Linked DNA regions of Homo sapiens: regions 1 and 3 are each linked to region 2. Evidence: chromatin loops called from intact Hi-C (ENCODE). Cell type or tissue: ascending aorta. All regions are shown on one strand.

Evidence for each region. Peaks named below come from ENCODE experiments on the same cell type or tissue, not always from the same donor. Only the 100,000 strongest peaks of a DNase experiment are listed, where the experiment ranks them.
Region 1: a loop joins it to region 2, with 2.5 times the contacts of the local background. A loop is called at or near these places in 4 of 110 quality-filtered maps.
Region 3: a loop joins it to region 2, with 3.0 times the contacts of the local background. A loop is called at or near these places in 24 of 110 quality-filtered maps.

The regions. Positions count from the first base shown.
Region 1 is chr11:68,007,720-68,012,719 of GRCh38, reverse strand. It overlaps ALDH3B1 (aldehyde dehydrogenase 3 family member B1), which reads right to left and starts at 2,393. Exons shown (of 10, transcript NM_000694.4): 1 at 2,328-2,393. RefSeq lists an enhancer at 2,046-2,874. In ascending aorta, a CTCF peak has its summit at 2,964 (motif pointing left); DNase peaks (open chromatin) are centred at 1,859, 2,469 and 3,537; H3K4me3 peaks cover 1,587 bases; H3K27ac peaks cover 3,661 bases.
Region 2 is chr11:68,444,353-68,449,352 of GRCh38, reverse strand. LRP5 (LDL receptor related protein 5) reads right to left here. Exons shown (of 23, transcript NM_002335.4): 22 at 2,820-2,917; 23 at 78-544. The coding sequence ends at 283. Among named protein-coding and RNA genes, the nearest start is that of PPP6R3, 14 kb to the left of the region's middle. RefSeq lists enhancers at 1,166-1,769, 1,770-2,374, 2,375-2,978 and a silencer at 2,033-2,102. In ascending aorta, a CTCF peak has its summit at 1,956 (motif pointing right); a DNase peak (open chromatin) is centred at 1,962.
Region 3 is chr11:68,212,213-68,217,212 of GRCh38, reverse strand. KMT5B (lysine methyltransferase 5B) reads left to right here and starts at 3,917. Exons shown (of 11, transcript NM_017635.5): 1 at 3,917-4,075. RefSeq lists silencers at 1,457-1,751, 2,936-3,075, 3,186-3,625, 4,211-4,680 and an enhancer at 2,537-3,239. In ascending aorta, a CTCF peak has its summit at 4,405; DNase peaks (open chromatin) are centred at 2,832, 3,422 and 4,412; H3K4me3 peaks cover 2,770 bases; H3K27ac peaks cover 2,972 bases.

The DNA.
Region 1 (5,000 bases), 440 kb after region 2:
AGGCTGGGTGGACTCCGGTAGGCCAGCTGTGGGAGGGGTGACCGGTGAGGGGAGGTCTCTTGCTGTTTGGATTCCATTTCCTCGGCCTCCCTCCTCACTATTGCTGCCACTCCCCACACTGCTTAGGTTGTGGGGTCTGAGACTGCCTCTTGCCTCCTGCGGCTGAGCCACTGAGGTCCAGGGGCTGATGGGCCCAAGGGTCTCTGGGGCGTGGCCCCCCATCACAGGTTGAGGTGCATTTGGCCCAGACCTGCAGCTTCTGGGGTGGGGGGGAGTTGCCACATCATTTGGTGATGAAGATAGCGGCTGTTTCCTCTGGCCTGGGGGCCAGGGCAGGACCAGCCACTTCCTCTCAAGGCCACGGGCCTCTAAAAACAATACTCAGGTGCCCATGTGCTGGGCACTATGCCAGCCTGGGTGCTCGCTGTGGGTGCCCACAGGCTCCGGGAACAGAGTGGGGAGGAACGGGGCTGACATATCACAGGGAGTGAATGGCTGGCCGAGCCGCTGCCCCCAACCTCACAGCAGGGACCGTCCCTGGGCAGGGACTCCCTGCTCGTTCACACCCTGGCCTATCAAGTGGGTTGGATTCCAGGGAAACGGAGGCTCTGCCCGTTCTCTCATTCTTCCTGCCTCAGTTTCCTCATCTACACCATGGGCCTTCTAAGAGCATCCTCCCAGCATGGCATGGTCTGGGGGCCCAATGACCTGGGTTTAAACTGCAGCAACCACATGTGTGAGTGGGGAGACCTTGGGCAGGTTGCTTGACCTCTTTGTATTCACGTTTCCCATCTGTAAAATTGGGCACTGCCTGTGGCACCCATACCACTGTCGGGAGAATTCAAGCACTGGGACCCCGGGAAGTGCTCAGTATCCATGGAGGACGGATGTACCAGAGGAGGGCTCAGGGAGGAGACCCCTGGGGCAGGGGCCTGAAGGGGCCTTGATCCAAGGTGGGTGTTGGGGAGACAAGGACATCACCCTGAGACCCAACTGAGGACAGGGATGTGGTGACAGAGGGACTGAACATGGTGGGTAGAGGGCCTGGGGGACCCCCATCAGGGCAGCCAGAAGGCGGGGATCACTAGGCCAACTTCAGGGGACCCACAGGCCCAATACCGCAGGGTCTCCGATTCTGATCTCCTGCAGTGTAGCTTCATTAAACAAACATGATGAGAGGCTGTGATTTTGAACTGAGCTCCTGTACTAGGCCCCAACAGACCAGACCAAACCAAAATGGAGGCACTCATGCCAAATGCCACATCATCAAACCGAAGCTTTAAGGAAGCAGACAGAGCCCAAAACCACAGACCAGTTTCTCCGGGAAGCAGGAGATTCCAGTCCACCTGAGCCGGCATCATCAGGTCCCCTCTGCCTTACCCCTTAGAAAAAAGCAGTCCGCTTAGAAAAAAGCAGTCTGCAGCGATCCGGTATTAGGCGGTTTGGTGTTTCCTATTTTTCTGTTTCCTCCTTTCTGCCTTATGAACCCCCTGCTCTGCCACTGCCTGGTGGGAGCTCTCACTCCATTTTGTAGAATGGAGGCTGTCCGGATTCACGAATCATGAATAGAAGCCAATTTGATCTATAACTAAATGTGTTGTCATTTTGTCTTTTGATGGCCTTAAGCTGGATTTTCATGAGGCCTCCCAAAGCTCAGCAGCCCCTCCCTTGGGGAGCCAGGGACCAGCGTATCCCCTCATTGGTGGCTCGGGCCAACCCAGCCCCGGGTCACAAAGAGGCTGAACAGCCTCGGCTCCCTGATGGGGCACAGTTCCCGGGATGAGAAGTGCCTCCTGCAGGCGGGGCGGGGCTGGCTGGCCACTCCTTTCTTGGACCCTGACAAAGTCCATTGCTAAGAATGATTCTTTCCCAGAGTCATTCATGGCCACATCCCTGCATCAGCACTGGGCATGCAGGCTGGTGCCCAGGAAACGGCTGTTGCTGGAAGGGATACTTGACCCCTGTGGGGAAGGGGCGCACAGTCCTTCCTGGGGCAGCTGGACCCAGAGCTGTTCCCTTGGTTCCCTTGGAGGGTGTCCGGGAATCCCAGGAAAAGGAGGCGGTGGCAACCCAGCTCGGACAACGGAAGGGTGCCTGCTGGCCAGGGGGGTGCCCGGGACCTCGCTGCCACTCCCCAGATCTGCCTCTCCTCCTTCCGCTTTCTCCCCCAGCAGGCAGGCAGATGAGCTCAGCCAGGACACAGTGGCCTCTGAGTGCAGCTGCCGGTGGCTAGGCCCGCCTGGGCTGCCTGTAACCCGGAGTTGCTGAGCTGGACTCTGGCCCGACTGCTGGCCCACTACAGCCCCAGCCTCCCCGGGATACTCTACCTGAGGCTCTGCCAAGCTGCCCTTCCTCCTGGCTGTCCCGCTCTGCCTGGTGGCCCTGCTGTTAAGAAATGTCCAACGCAGGGCCAGTCCCCGGGGGAGGGGTGGGGCGGAGTTGCCCTAGCCTCGTGCCTGACTCTGGCTCTGGGCGGGCTGGAGGCTGCAAGCCAAGATTTCACCACCGCCTCCCTCGGGGGCCTCGACATCTCCTCCCAGACCACAGAGAAGAAGTCAACGCCCAGAGGGCGCCAGGCTAGAGCCACACAGCAGGGCTGAGCTCCGAGCTGAGGGGCAGCCTGAGGAGGAGGAGGAGAGGCTGTGCAGCAGGGCTGAGCACTGAGCTGAGGGCCAGCCTGAGGAGGAGGAGTGGGGCAGTGGGCCCTGGGAATCCCGGTGTGGGGTGGGGAACTATTATTGTATTAATTATATTCTATTATAATATTATGTGGAATGTTATGGCCCAGAATAGCAAGGAAGTCTCGACCCCCCACTCCCAGCCTTCCCTCAATGCCTCCCCTAAGGAATAAGACCACTACTACTCCTGCTGCCCTCCTCCTACCACCTTGCCTGGTTTACAAGACAGGAGGAAAGAGAGAAGGCAAAAAGTTAGAAAAAAACAGAAGTAAGAGAAATAGCCAGAAGACCTTGGCGCCACCACCTGGCCCTGGTAGTTAAAAAAAAGTGATAATAATATCAACCCCTGACCTAAACTACTTGTGTTATCTGTAAATTCCAGACATTGTATGAGAAAGCACTGCAAAACTTTCTGTTCTGTTAGCTGACGCATGCAGCCCCCGGTCACGTTCCCCGAGCTTGCTCGATTTATCACGACCCTTTCACGTGGACCCCTTAAAGTTGTAAGCCTTTAAAAAGGCCAAGAATGTCTTTTTCAGGGAGCTCGGCTCTTGACGCAAGTCTGCTGATGCTCCCAGCTGAATAAACCTCTTCCTTCTTTAATCCAGTGTCTGAGGTGTTTTGTCTGTGGCTTGTCTTGCTACACCCTACCCAAGACTCAGTTTCCCCTTCTGCAAAACAAAGAGGTCAGACCCAAAGGTGGCTGGAGTCTAGAAATACCATCTTAGGGACCATACCTCATGCCTGCTCCTCTCCCAGCGCCCTGTGCTTCCGTGTTCCTCCACACCACCCCATGGGCCGCCCCATTCATAGAGCCTGTCTTTCTGCAGATCTAACATTTTACAAACGAGGAAGTGGGGGCAGAGAGGGGGTGGGATGTGAACATGGGGCGTGTGTGTGGCAGAGCTTCTTGCTCCAGAGCTGGGGCTGCACCCGTTTCGGATGTCCCCTCTGCCTCCCAGGAGGAGTGCCTGCCTCTCTGCTTAGGACCGTGGTCATGATGCCACGTGTCGCCTTGGTGGTTCCTGTAGTCCCGATCTTCCTCAAGTTCGGCACAGGCAGCTGTGCCTAAGCCTGTCCCTGCCTGCCCCCAGCCCGCCCCGGATACACCTGTCAGAGCCAGCGTGCTGTGGGGATGATGTGCAAGCTGCTGTGGGTGTGGACAGGCAGGGGACAGGGTGACAGGTGTGGAGGAAGAGCCTCCTCTATGCCCCTTCCTGGGCCTGCCGCTGCTACCATCTCCCTGGTGCCCTGGGCCTCCGTAGCTCCCGGCCCCGGGGCCTCTGGGCCAACGTGGCACCTGGGAGGTGCTCATCATGGCCCCCCCCACCCGCCAGCTCCCTGCCTACCTGGGAGGGCGGTGAGGTCTTCTGGACCATGCCCACACCGGTGGCCCGTGATTAGATAGTTAGGGTGGGGGTGAAGGACTGCAGAGCCCCTGTCCTCTGTGTGGGATGGAGCCCCCAGCCACTGCCAGTCACGTGGCTCAGCATGTGACAGCCCAGCCCTGCCATTCTCTGGAGCTCAGCCAGATTGAGCGGGTGCCAGGCAGGGCTGGGCAGGGGCTGAGCCTGTAGGTCTCAGCTGGGAGTGAGGCCCAGAGAGGGCAGCCACTGGTCTAAGGCCACACAGCAAATCAGGGACCCATCTTGGCGGGTACTGGCAGGTGGGAGGGGTGTTTCAGGATCCCGAGGGTCCCCTCCCTGGCCAGGGAGCTGTTGAAGAATTTCCCCCAACTCACAGGGGCCGAACTTGTCATGAATGCAGGAGCAACCTGGGAGGAGGCCCCCGAAGAGGCCTGTCCTCCCGGGACAGAACTCCTAGCCTTCCCTGGGAGTGAGGCTCCCCCCAAGGGAGGCCACACACCTCCCAGGAGGGCTGGGCCCTCCCCACTCTGGGTTGGGTGCCCCTCACTACTCCTCAAAGCTCCAGAGGCTCAGTAGGGCCTGGGAGTCCCATCTTTGTTGAGGAGCCCAGGGTAAATGGGGAGCCCTCTGGGTAGGGCACCAGGAGGACTCACTTTTGGAGCCAGCTCTGGGGTGAGGTCTGCCAAGGCCCAGGCCAGCCAGGGGGAGTGGGTGGAGGGGTTGCTCAGGGCTCCGGGCCAGACAGCTGCGGCCCCGCCTGCCCTGCCTCCTCCTTGCTGGGCTGACGCTTCGCCTCTTTGGGCCTCAGTGTTCCCATGTGAGAATGGGGCTGACTACAGTCCCGGGGGCATCTGTGGGTGAATGAGAGGGTTCGGCAGGCATGGATCTCAGCACCTGGCATGGAGGGCGTTAAGTGTGAGGTCTGGGCTCAAATCCTGGTCCTGTCACTTACCTG
Region 2 (5,000 bases):
CATGGTGGTCCGGGGGTCGGCATTCCCTCCACGGGGACACACAACTCAAATGCACACAGGGCACGAAAGAATGGCAGTTCTGTTTTACAAAATTAAGTTTATAAATATTTCTCCACTGTACAAAGTTCTCCCAGCCCTGCCCACCCCATCACAGTTCACATTTCTCATGTTTTTAAAATCCCAATTATATTTATTTTTTAAATCATAAAATATATTTTTTTCTTTGTTCATATTTAAAACTATTTACAGGGGCACAGAGAAGCCAGAGTGGCCCGGCCGAGGTCAGGATGAGTCCGTGCAGGGGGACGGAGGGGGCGGGAAGAGATGGAAGTAGCTCCTCTCGGTGGCGGGCGAGGGCGGGCAGCTGTCCTCCGCCGACAGGTACTGGCTGTGGGGCGTGGGTGGGGGTGGATAGGGGTCTGAGTCCGAGTTCAAATCCAGGTAGTACTTGCTGGCCTTCCAGCGGCTGGCGCTGTAGTCGCTGTCACACACGTCGGTGCTGCAGGGCGTCGTCGGGGGCGCCATTCCTCGAATGATGTAGGGCCTGAAAGGGACACACACAGAGGAGTGGGATTCGGTAGGCACATCCGCCCTGGTGGGCACAGCAGCCCCGGGGCTGTGAACGGGAAAGGCCTGTCCACTGGCCAGCTCCAGAAGATGCAGGCCGGACTCTGGACCCACCCCGCTGTGTCGCCAGGGCTCATCACTTACCCTCTCTGAGCCTCAATGGTCCCACCTCTACCATGGGCATGCCCGCACCTGCCCTGCAGCCTGCCAAGCCTGGGCCCTGGCAAGGCTGCCTCTAAGGAGAACGAGGCCTCTAGAGCCTGCTAGCTGACCTTGGCCAGGAACTTACTTGACCTCTTCGAGCTTTAGTTTCTCATTGATAAAAGTGGGGATGAAATAGTACCCATTTCGAAAGTGAAGGATACATGAGATTCTGCCTGGAAGGTGCTAGAAACAGTGTCCGACAAAACAGGAGACTGGACAACTGTTCACCTAACACTGTTACTGTAAATGTTGGCAACCGATAGGGTTTGGCTGTGTCCCCACCCAAATCTCATCTTGAATTGTACTCCCATAATTCCCACGTGCTGTGGGAGGGACCCAGTGGGAGATGATTGAATCATGGGGGTGGTTCCCCCCATACTGTTCTCGTGGTAGTGAATAAATCTCACTAGACTTGATGGTTTTACAAGGGGAAACCCCTTTCGCTTGGTTCTCATGCTGTCTGTTCCCTGAAGCCATGTAAGATGTGACTTGCTCCTCCTTGTCTTCTACCATGATTGTGAGGCCACCCCAGGCAGGTGGAACTGTGAGTCCGTTAAACCTCTTTCCTTTACAATTACCCAGTCTTGGGTATGTCTTTATTAGCAGCGTGAGAACAGGCTAATACAGCAACCAATGGGCCCGGAACACTTCCATCCTGAGTTCAAGCAACCTGACTCGCAAGATGGCTCCTGACCTCCCATCCTCCCAGAGGCTACCTGCACCCAACTGTGGCCCAGAAACGCCGCATCCCACTGTGTGAGTTCAGACTCGGAACTGTGGTGTGTTTAGGAGCCCCCGTCCTGTCACAGAGGGGCCTGCAATGGGTGGGAAGGTGCAGCCAACACCGGGTGTTGAGAAAAGTGCAGCAGGACAGGATACTCCTCTTGGGGCCCAGCTGCTGTGAGGTCAGACGGCGGGCGGGGGGAAGATGTGTCCGCGGTGGGCCCAGAGCAGGACGGGCATGAGCAAAGGCAGGAGGTGGGACGAGGAACTAGCGAGACTGGGCTGCCCAGTGTGGATGTGACCATTCTGGAGACAGTGGTCTGTAAGGCTGTGGGACAGACTGTGACAGTTTGATATAATACTGAGGCATCAGGGAGGTGGCCCGACCCGGAGTGGGGTGGAAATGGAGGCTGCAGTTCCGGCTCCCCAGCCAGGCCTGGGAGTTCGTGGAAATGGCCACTAGGTGGCAGGCGGCACCACACTCGGGAGGCCCTGCTGCTCCAGGGACCCAAGCAATGAGGAATGCGTGGTCCAGAGGTGTCCTGGCCCAGGCCCAGCCTATCCCACCCCTTCACCTGCGGGGGTGGGGCCTGGTGCGGCTGGCGGGTGGGCCACGTTGCCTGACACCACTGGGTTAAAGGTCAGGAGGCTCACCCTGCCCATCCCAGGCTCTGATCCAGCCCCTGCGGAGACCAGCACACCTGGGTCCCACCTCTCCACACTCTCAGTTGCCCCTCCCCAACCAGGGAGGTGGGGCCTGTGACCCCAACATGGGCAGCTCGGGGGGCTGGTGTCCAGCTGAGCAGCCCCGTTGGCTTCCCGGGCTCAAACAGGCCACTGTGGCAAGTGAGCAGCCCGGACCATCCTGGTGACGTCACACGATTAGGGGTCTACGGTGGGTGCTGCAGCAGCCTTCACAGACTTGTCCCATCCTAAGAGGACAGAGCCACCAAGAGGGGGCATCTCAATGGCTAGGTTTCCACAGCCGGACTCAAACACACAGTCAGACTCTGGAGCCCAAGCCCCCGGCCCCTCGACGCCACAGCCATTTCCCAGCTTAAAAGTAACCCCCATAGGAGCAACTTGAAGAGCAGCTCAGAACGTGGAGTTCTGCTGATTTCTGAACCCAACATGCAGTGCCCGCTGAGCTTGTCTGGGGAGGCAGCCTAGTGTGGTTGGCAGAGCAGAGGGAGGCAGGGCTGGGCCCGGCACCTGCCCACTAGCACCCAGAATACCTCCCCTCATCAGTGGCATGGGGATTAGGCCCCTCCACCACGGGCTGGCGGGAACCCAATGGCCATGGAGGGCTGCAGGGGATGTCCTACCTGTACGGTCTCGCAGTGGCCGGAATGTTTGAAGAGTAGAACATGTCCATGTTGTACAGGGAGGGGTCCGTGGCCGGGGAGGGCGGCGGGTTCAGGATCTGAGGAGAGCCAAGCCAGGGTGACTTAGAGCCTCGCCAGCCTGGGCATTCCTTCCTTCCTCCCACACCCCTCGGGCTTTCCTTGCAGAGAGGGCTTCTGGCCCCCCTGCTTCCCAGGACCCCTTCCTCTGGCCAGTTGGCAAAACCTGGGGACAGGAGGGGAGGCAGCAGCCACCTGCCCCGAAGGTCATCTCAGTGAAAGGCAAAGGGAACCCAGGCACTTTTGGCCCAGGTGCCCGCGCCCTTCCAAGTACCTGCCTTGTGACCAGATGCTGGGCTGTGAAGGCGGGGACAGGACTTCGGCCAGTTCCCTTTGTGGCTGGCCCCCAGCAGTAGGAGATGTCCCCACAGGCCCTGAGTGTCCTCCACACCAGTTAGCACCTCACCAGGCTCCTCAGGGACCTTCCCAGGAACTCTCCTTCTGACCTTTCCTCCTGCCCCTCCTCCCTCCATCACACACAGTCTAACTCCTGCAATGACGCCCTTGTTCCGAACACTCAGGGGCTCTGCGTCCCTGCTGAAGCCCTGACACAGAAGTCACCACGCTGAGGGAGGGGCCACAGTCCCACTCCAGACAAAGGCACCCCCTTCACAAGGGCCTGTGCTGGCACCAGCCCCAAAGCGGGGATAGTAAATAGACAAATTCACCACGTGAACGTGCCCCCCAGGTCCAGGCAGCACACAACCAGCCCTACAAAGGGAGGAAGGGACCAGGGGCCCTGGGCCCACACACCCACACAGGTCTGCACCTTCCACAAGTGCCACTGACGGCACCCCAACCCAACATGCAGCTTCCCAAAGGGTGTAGGGCTTATGTGGGTCTCCAAGGCCATCCTGGAAAGCATACAGCCAGATCCGAGCCCCTGCGGAATAATGGGAACAGAACTGTCAGTTATGCCCGAGGGACTCAGTTCTCTCAGGCCCCCTAGGGTGGTACAAGAACACTGCCTTTCACGCCAGACAGACCCGGGTGAAGTCCTGTTTTACCACCTTCTGGCTGCAGCAGGATCCCTGGGGAGGGAATTTACCTCAGCCTCAGTTTCTTCAACTTTAAAATGGGCTTGACCTAGCACTTTGGGAGGCCGAGGCGGGCGGATCACTTGAGGTCAGGAGTTCGAGACCAGCCTGGCCAACATGGTGAAACCTCATCTCTACTAAAAATATGAAAATTAGCCGGGTGTGGTGGCGGGCACCTGTAATCCCAGCTACTTGGGAGGCTGAGGTGGGAGAATCCCTTGAACCCTGGAGGCAGAGGCTGCAGTGGGTTGAGATCGCACCACTGCACTCCAGCCTGGGCAACAGAGTGAGACTCTGTCTCAAAAAATAAATTTAAAATTAAATAAAATAATAAAATAAAGTAATAAAATGGGCTCGAGAAGGCCTGCTTCCTGGGGCTATCCTGATGGCTGGTGAGTAGCCTCTGGGGAGTGGCCAGGCCCTTCCCCTGCCCTTTAGGAAGCCGCACTGGGCCCTGCTCTTTCTGGAGAGGGTCCTCTTTGGCCCAGAGAGCCAGTCTGGGTATTCCTCAGGATTTGACCCCAACGTTGAGAGGGCATGAGACTGGGGGCACTGGGGAAGATGCTTCAAAGCAGAGAGCAGGCAGGGAGGCAGCAGAGAGGGCTTCCTACAGCTGCCCAAGCCCCAGCCTATGGGGTCTGTTTCCACCTCTTCCCATGAACTTGACCAGGCCTGGTTTCTCTCCTACATCCCAAGGCAGTTTGAGATTCTGCCCAAATCTGCACTGGGCAGACTTCTGGCAAGATCCACCAGTGCAGCGCCTCGGCAATGTCTCAGATGTCCCGTGAACCACGGCCAGGCCCTATTCAAAGAGGACTGGATCTCGGCCCAGGGTGGGGGGTGGGGGGTGGGGGCTGGGGAGGCCACTCGGCTCATCTGCTATTCCTGCGTTGTTGTTGTTTTGACTGAGTCTCGCTCTTGTTGCCCAGGCTGGAGTACAATGGCATGATCTCGGCTCACTACAACCTCTGCCTCCCAGGTTCAAGTGATTCTCCAGCCTCAGACTCCCGAGAAGCTGGGATTACAGGCATGCGCCACCACACCCAGCTAATTTTTTTGTATTTTT
Region 3 (5,000 bases), 230 kb after region 2:
CCATTCTCCTGCCTCAGCCTCCTGAGTAGCTGGGATTACAGGCATGCGCCACCACGTCCAGTTATTTTTGTATTTTTAGTAGAGACGGGGTTTCACCATGTTGGCCAGATTGTTCTCAAACTCCTGAGCTCAGGTGATATGCCCACCTTGGCCTCCCAAAGCGCTGGGATTACAGGCGTGAGCCACCACGCCCGGCTTCAGTGGCTGTTTCTTCTTCTATTCAAGGACAGTGGCAGTGGAGGGGCAGGTGGAAAGCAAGAATGGTGCCGGGGGTAGTGGTGCTCAGGAATGTGACCAGGAAACCCGCCAGCCGCCCAGAGGGGCCACTGGGAAAGCCGGGTACGCCCCACTCTCCCTCCGGTTTCAGACACCTGCTCCCATCAGAGGAGTCCTAGCTTCCGGGCGGGGTGGGGACTGGGGCAGACGCATGTGCGGAGCACGAAAGCCAACATATCGCTTTACAATGAAAAGCAACCTGCCTCCAGCCTGGAATTCTGGGGTCAACGTGACCTGTGGGCCATCCCAGTAAGCACAGGATCAAAGCAAGTGAATCCCTGCCATCCTGTCACTGAGTGAACCTGGCACTCGAGGAAAGGGAGCGAGAGAGCATAGCAGGGTGGGTGGCACTAGGCTGGAGTGCCCCTGGACACACCAGAGCCAGACCTGCTAGAGAGACCAAAATAGACTCCATGGCCTCAGTCAGTGCCCTGGCAAGCGTGCCACTCCTAGGCCAGCTCCGGGCTAGGCTGGCACTCCTGGCCAGCCTCACGGTGCTTCCGGGGCCAGCCGGGCCCCTTCCGCTGACTCGGTCTTTCTTTAGAGCTGTTAATCCCTTTTGGTCCGGCCAGGCTGGGGAGGCCCCCCAGCCTCTGTGGCTCAGCTCTTCCACTTTGGGGTGCCTAGAGCTCTCCCAGTGTAAATGCCAAAGGCTCCTGACACACAGGACTGGGCAGGTGCCTGGCTGCCTACTTCCTGCTCTCCCTCCCCTGCCAGCTGGCAGGAGGAGCCTCCAACTGGCCTCTCCTGTGGGAGTCTCCCTAGGAAGGGCTCTCCTGGGCTGTGCTCTCAGCCCAGCCTAGCCCTGGCTTCCCTGAGTGGGGACCCCCAAAGGCCTCAAGCCCCCTGCATGGCTCCACCAAGGTCCTGAACCCCAATTCAGCTCTGCCAGGAGCCCTGGCCCACCCTGGGCCTCTCAGCTGAGGCTGGAAGAGCAGCTGGCAACGTAGGGGGATTGAGGGAGGAATGCACACAGAACTGGGGGCCTGGGAGCAGGCTGGGCTTGGGTTTGCTCATCTGTATCCCTGCCAGGCTGTGGGCCCAGCCTTGCAAGGAAATGTCCAGAACACTTGACTTGGCATCAGGCAGTGAACACATGGAAGTGTCTGCATCTTGGAAGTATGGGGGCTTCACAGGACTCAGGATTTGGCGTTCACCCTGAAGGGCACATGGAGAGCACCTCTATGCTGGGGTGGGCTCTGGAAAGCTGGGAGTGGGCAGGACATCGGCTTTGGGGGCTCTGGAGGGCTGCTCAGGCATAGCTGGACTTGGGACCTGAGACCAAGGTCGACTTAGAGGCAGATGGTATTCCCCTAGTGAGCTCGCCTCCCATAGGCATTCGGTGGTGGTGGGTGGCAAAGGCAGGCTCAGTGTTTCTGGGGTGCAAGTTGAGTATTTGGAGCCAGGCACTACGAAAATCTTGGAAAGTTTCTGATAAACCAGAAACCAAGAACACCAAAGCAATCATTTGTTAGTTGCGTCTGCAAAGACGAACGTGGCAGAGTGGATTCTGCTGCCACAGATGACGCTGCTTTTAGTGAAAGGGCAGACAGGAGAAGTGCTTGGGCTGTGCCCACCGCCCACACCCGAATCGGCCTCCAAAAGGAGGAAGCTGCTGATAGGGCAGGTGAAGGCAGTGGGAGGAGCTCTGTTTTGAAGATGAGACCCGCTTCTGCCTCCGTCAGCCATGTGCCCTCAGCGAGTCACCGTGCCTCAGTTTCCCTCTGTGGAAGGCGGTAATGAGCATCATGTCTACCAGCCAAAGTCAAGGTCGAGAATGAGGGCAAACGAGGGAGGCGCTGTGCGTCAGTGTTACTTGGACTTAGTCCAGTTCTTGTGTTGGGTGGTCGTCCACAGCCTCGATTCATCATCCTTTGTGGAGGATGATGGCCCTGGAGCCGCAGGGGAAAACTAAGGCAGGCTGCGGCTCTTCCTGGCATCTGACTGAGCTGCCTGCCCTGCCCGCCTCCTCTCTGTGGCAAGGGCAGCCTCTCTCCCCTCCCAGGGCTTTGACACTGGCTGGTCCCACTACCCGCCCATATCCTAGGCACCCCCTTTCCCCAACACGCTCCAATTCACACTCCAGGTCTGCGCTTCCTTGGGCACCTGCCGGCACCAAGTTCCAGGCATGTGCACGCCTATGCCAACCTCAACTTCTTGGAGGTCCTCCGCACCCGCTTCCTGATTTATTCTGCATTTTTCACCCGAATGCTGAAAGAGGGCTCTGGCTCAAGCCCTGACTAGTTGTCATAGAGGTCACGGAACTCCCTGTGCCTCAGTTTCCCTAGGTGTAAAGTGGCACCCACATGGCCCCCACCTCCGGGGGTCGTCCTGACGCGTGAGAGGGAGGATGCGCGGAGACCCTGGGCAGCCCCGCAGGGGCCGGGAGCGCGCTCATCGTTCTGTTGTCTGGACTACAAGATCGATGCCCAGGCAAGCTTCGCAGCTCCCCGGCTCGCAGGCGGCCCGGTCCCTCAGGATCTCCCCGCCAGCCCGGGATCCCCGAGGAGGGATCGCACGGCCAGCGCGCAGGGCACACCCGGAGTGGAGCGGAGCACGGCGCGGGGCACATAGTGGGTGCTGGGGGCGGCGGGGCCCGCGGGGGGCCAGGCCAAGGCGCGCCCGCTCTCCTCCTCCCTCGCATGCTCCGCGCAGGAACGCTCAGCCTGCCCACACGGTCTTAGGGTGCATCTGCTGCCAGTGACCCCCATTCCCACAACAAAAACGCTCGTCTGCCCGGGGCCACCTCCCTCGGAGCAACTGGGACGCGCGGCGGGAGGGGGGGGGGTCCCCTTCCCCAGGGCTGCAGTCCGAGAGGCTGGCTCTAGAGCCGTCCCTGGTAGGGGCAGGTGTGCAAAGACCCAGGGCCCGGGACAGCTGCCGCGGTCCCGCGGGGACCGGGACCGGAATGCGGTCGCGTAAGGGCCGCAGGGGACCCTAACGTGGCGCCCGCGGGGCGCGGGCGACGCCGCCTCAGCCGCGATTTAAAGGGCAGCGAGGGCGGAGGGATCCCAGCCGCCTACCGGCCGGCCGCGAATCCCTCCGCCACGAGGGGAGGCGACGGCTCGCTCTGAATCGCCCTTTGTCCCTCCGCCGTCGGGAGCGCCCGGCACAGAACTCGCTCCCCGCGCGTGCCCGCGTCCCGCACAGAGCCCCGTGGAAGCGCCGCGGCGGCTGGGCCTGGCGGGAGGCGCGCGCACACTGTGGCAGCTGCGCCGCACGGTGTCCCTCCGCCGTCGAGGCCGCGGCCTTCTTTTCGTATCCTTCCACCGTGCCCGGGCGGGGTCCAGGCGGCTCACCGGGGGCGGCGACGCGGCGGCGGTGCGGGCGGCAGGGCAGCGGGGCGATGAGGTGAGGACGCCCGGGAACCGGAGGCGGCACCGCGCGGCGCACGGACCTGGGACGCGGAGTCCTGAAGCCGGCGGACGGTTTTCGTACGGGCGGCCGTGCGCGAGGCGAGGTGAGGCCCCGGGTGGCGGGGCGCGGGGGCGGGCGCCGGGGGCGCAGCGAGCCGAGGCCGGGGGCGCGGGGGGCGCGACGGCGGCGGCGGCGGCCGGTTGGGGGCGGGGGGCTCGGACGCTGCGGGGACTCATTTTTCCCGTCAGCGGAGGGAGCGAGCGGTGCTGCGGCCCGCGCCGCCATCTTGGATTTTACTCTCCATTTTTCTCTGGAATTATTTTTGGTGATTAATTTTCTGGGGGGGACTGGGACGCGGGGCCCGGCGGCGCGGCCCCGCATCGCAGCGGCCGGGCAGCGGGGCCTGGGACGCGCCCCGAGGAGGAGCGGGGCGGCGCAGGCGGTGAGTCGGGGGAGGGGCGGGCGCCGGCGAGGGTGTGCGGGGGGCGGCCTCGGTGACGGGGCGGGCAGGGACGTGGGGGACCGCGGGCCCAGGCCGGTCGCAGGGCTCCGGGGCCAGGGCGGGTGGGGCCGGGGCCGGGCGCAAGCGGCCGGGCGCGGGGGGCGGGGCTGCGGCCGGGCCGGTGCGGGGCCGGCGCGGGGCCTGCAGTGGTGGCCGCGGCCGGAAGGGAGCGGTAGCGGCCGCCGGGCAGCGTCGGGGCCGGGCCCGCGGCCGCACGAGGGGAGCAGCCCCGCCGCTCGCGATTGGGGGACTCTGTTTTCCCTTTTCTCCAATGGGCAGCCGTGAACCGTCTCGCCCAATCTGCTCCCACTGCCGCGCTGAACTTTTTGTTTTTGTTTTGGCCCGAGCGCATTTCGGAGCCCTCCCGAGCTCGTCCTGCAGCCCACCCTCCTCCCCGACGGCGCCCCTGGCCGTGGCCCGGCGACCCCGCGGCCGCTGCGTCCCCTTTGTGCTTTATCCGCTCTCCCTGCGTCCCCTGGTGTGTGTCTGTCCTTCCACGTATTCGCGGATGATGTGCACCGTTGTCACCTCCGCCTTGGAAGGAGGAACAATGACAACTCGATGCAACTTGCTGGATTAAGATAGAAACAAGTTGGGTGCTGAGAAATTCAGTCTATTTGGGTTTATTGGACCCGGGTCTGGAACAGTAACTTAACGATTTATTAAGTGGTGGAACTTTCGGAATACTGGGGAGGTGAACATGTGTTCTTTGAAGTTAATTTTTAAGAATTTGCCAAATGAAATTTACCTGGAGTGGGGGGAGTTTTCCTTAGAATAGAGGGCAGGTGAATTAATTTGATTGATTGTGGTTCTTTGTGATGTGGACCTTTTTCGATTTAAACCAGTTTGATATAAAGTGTAGTTG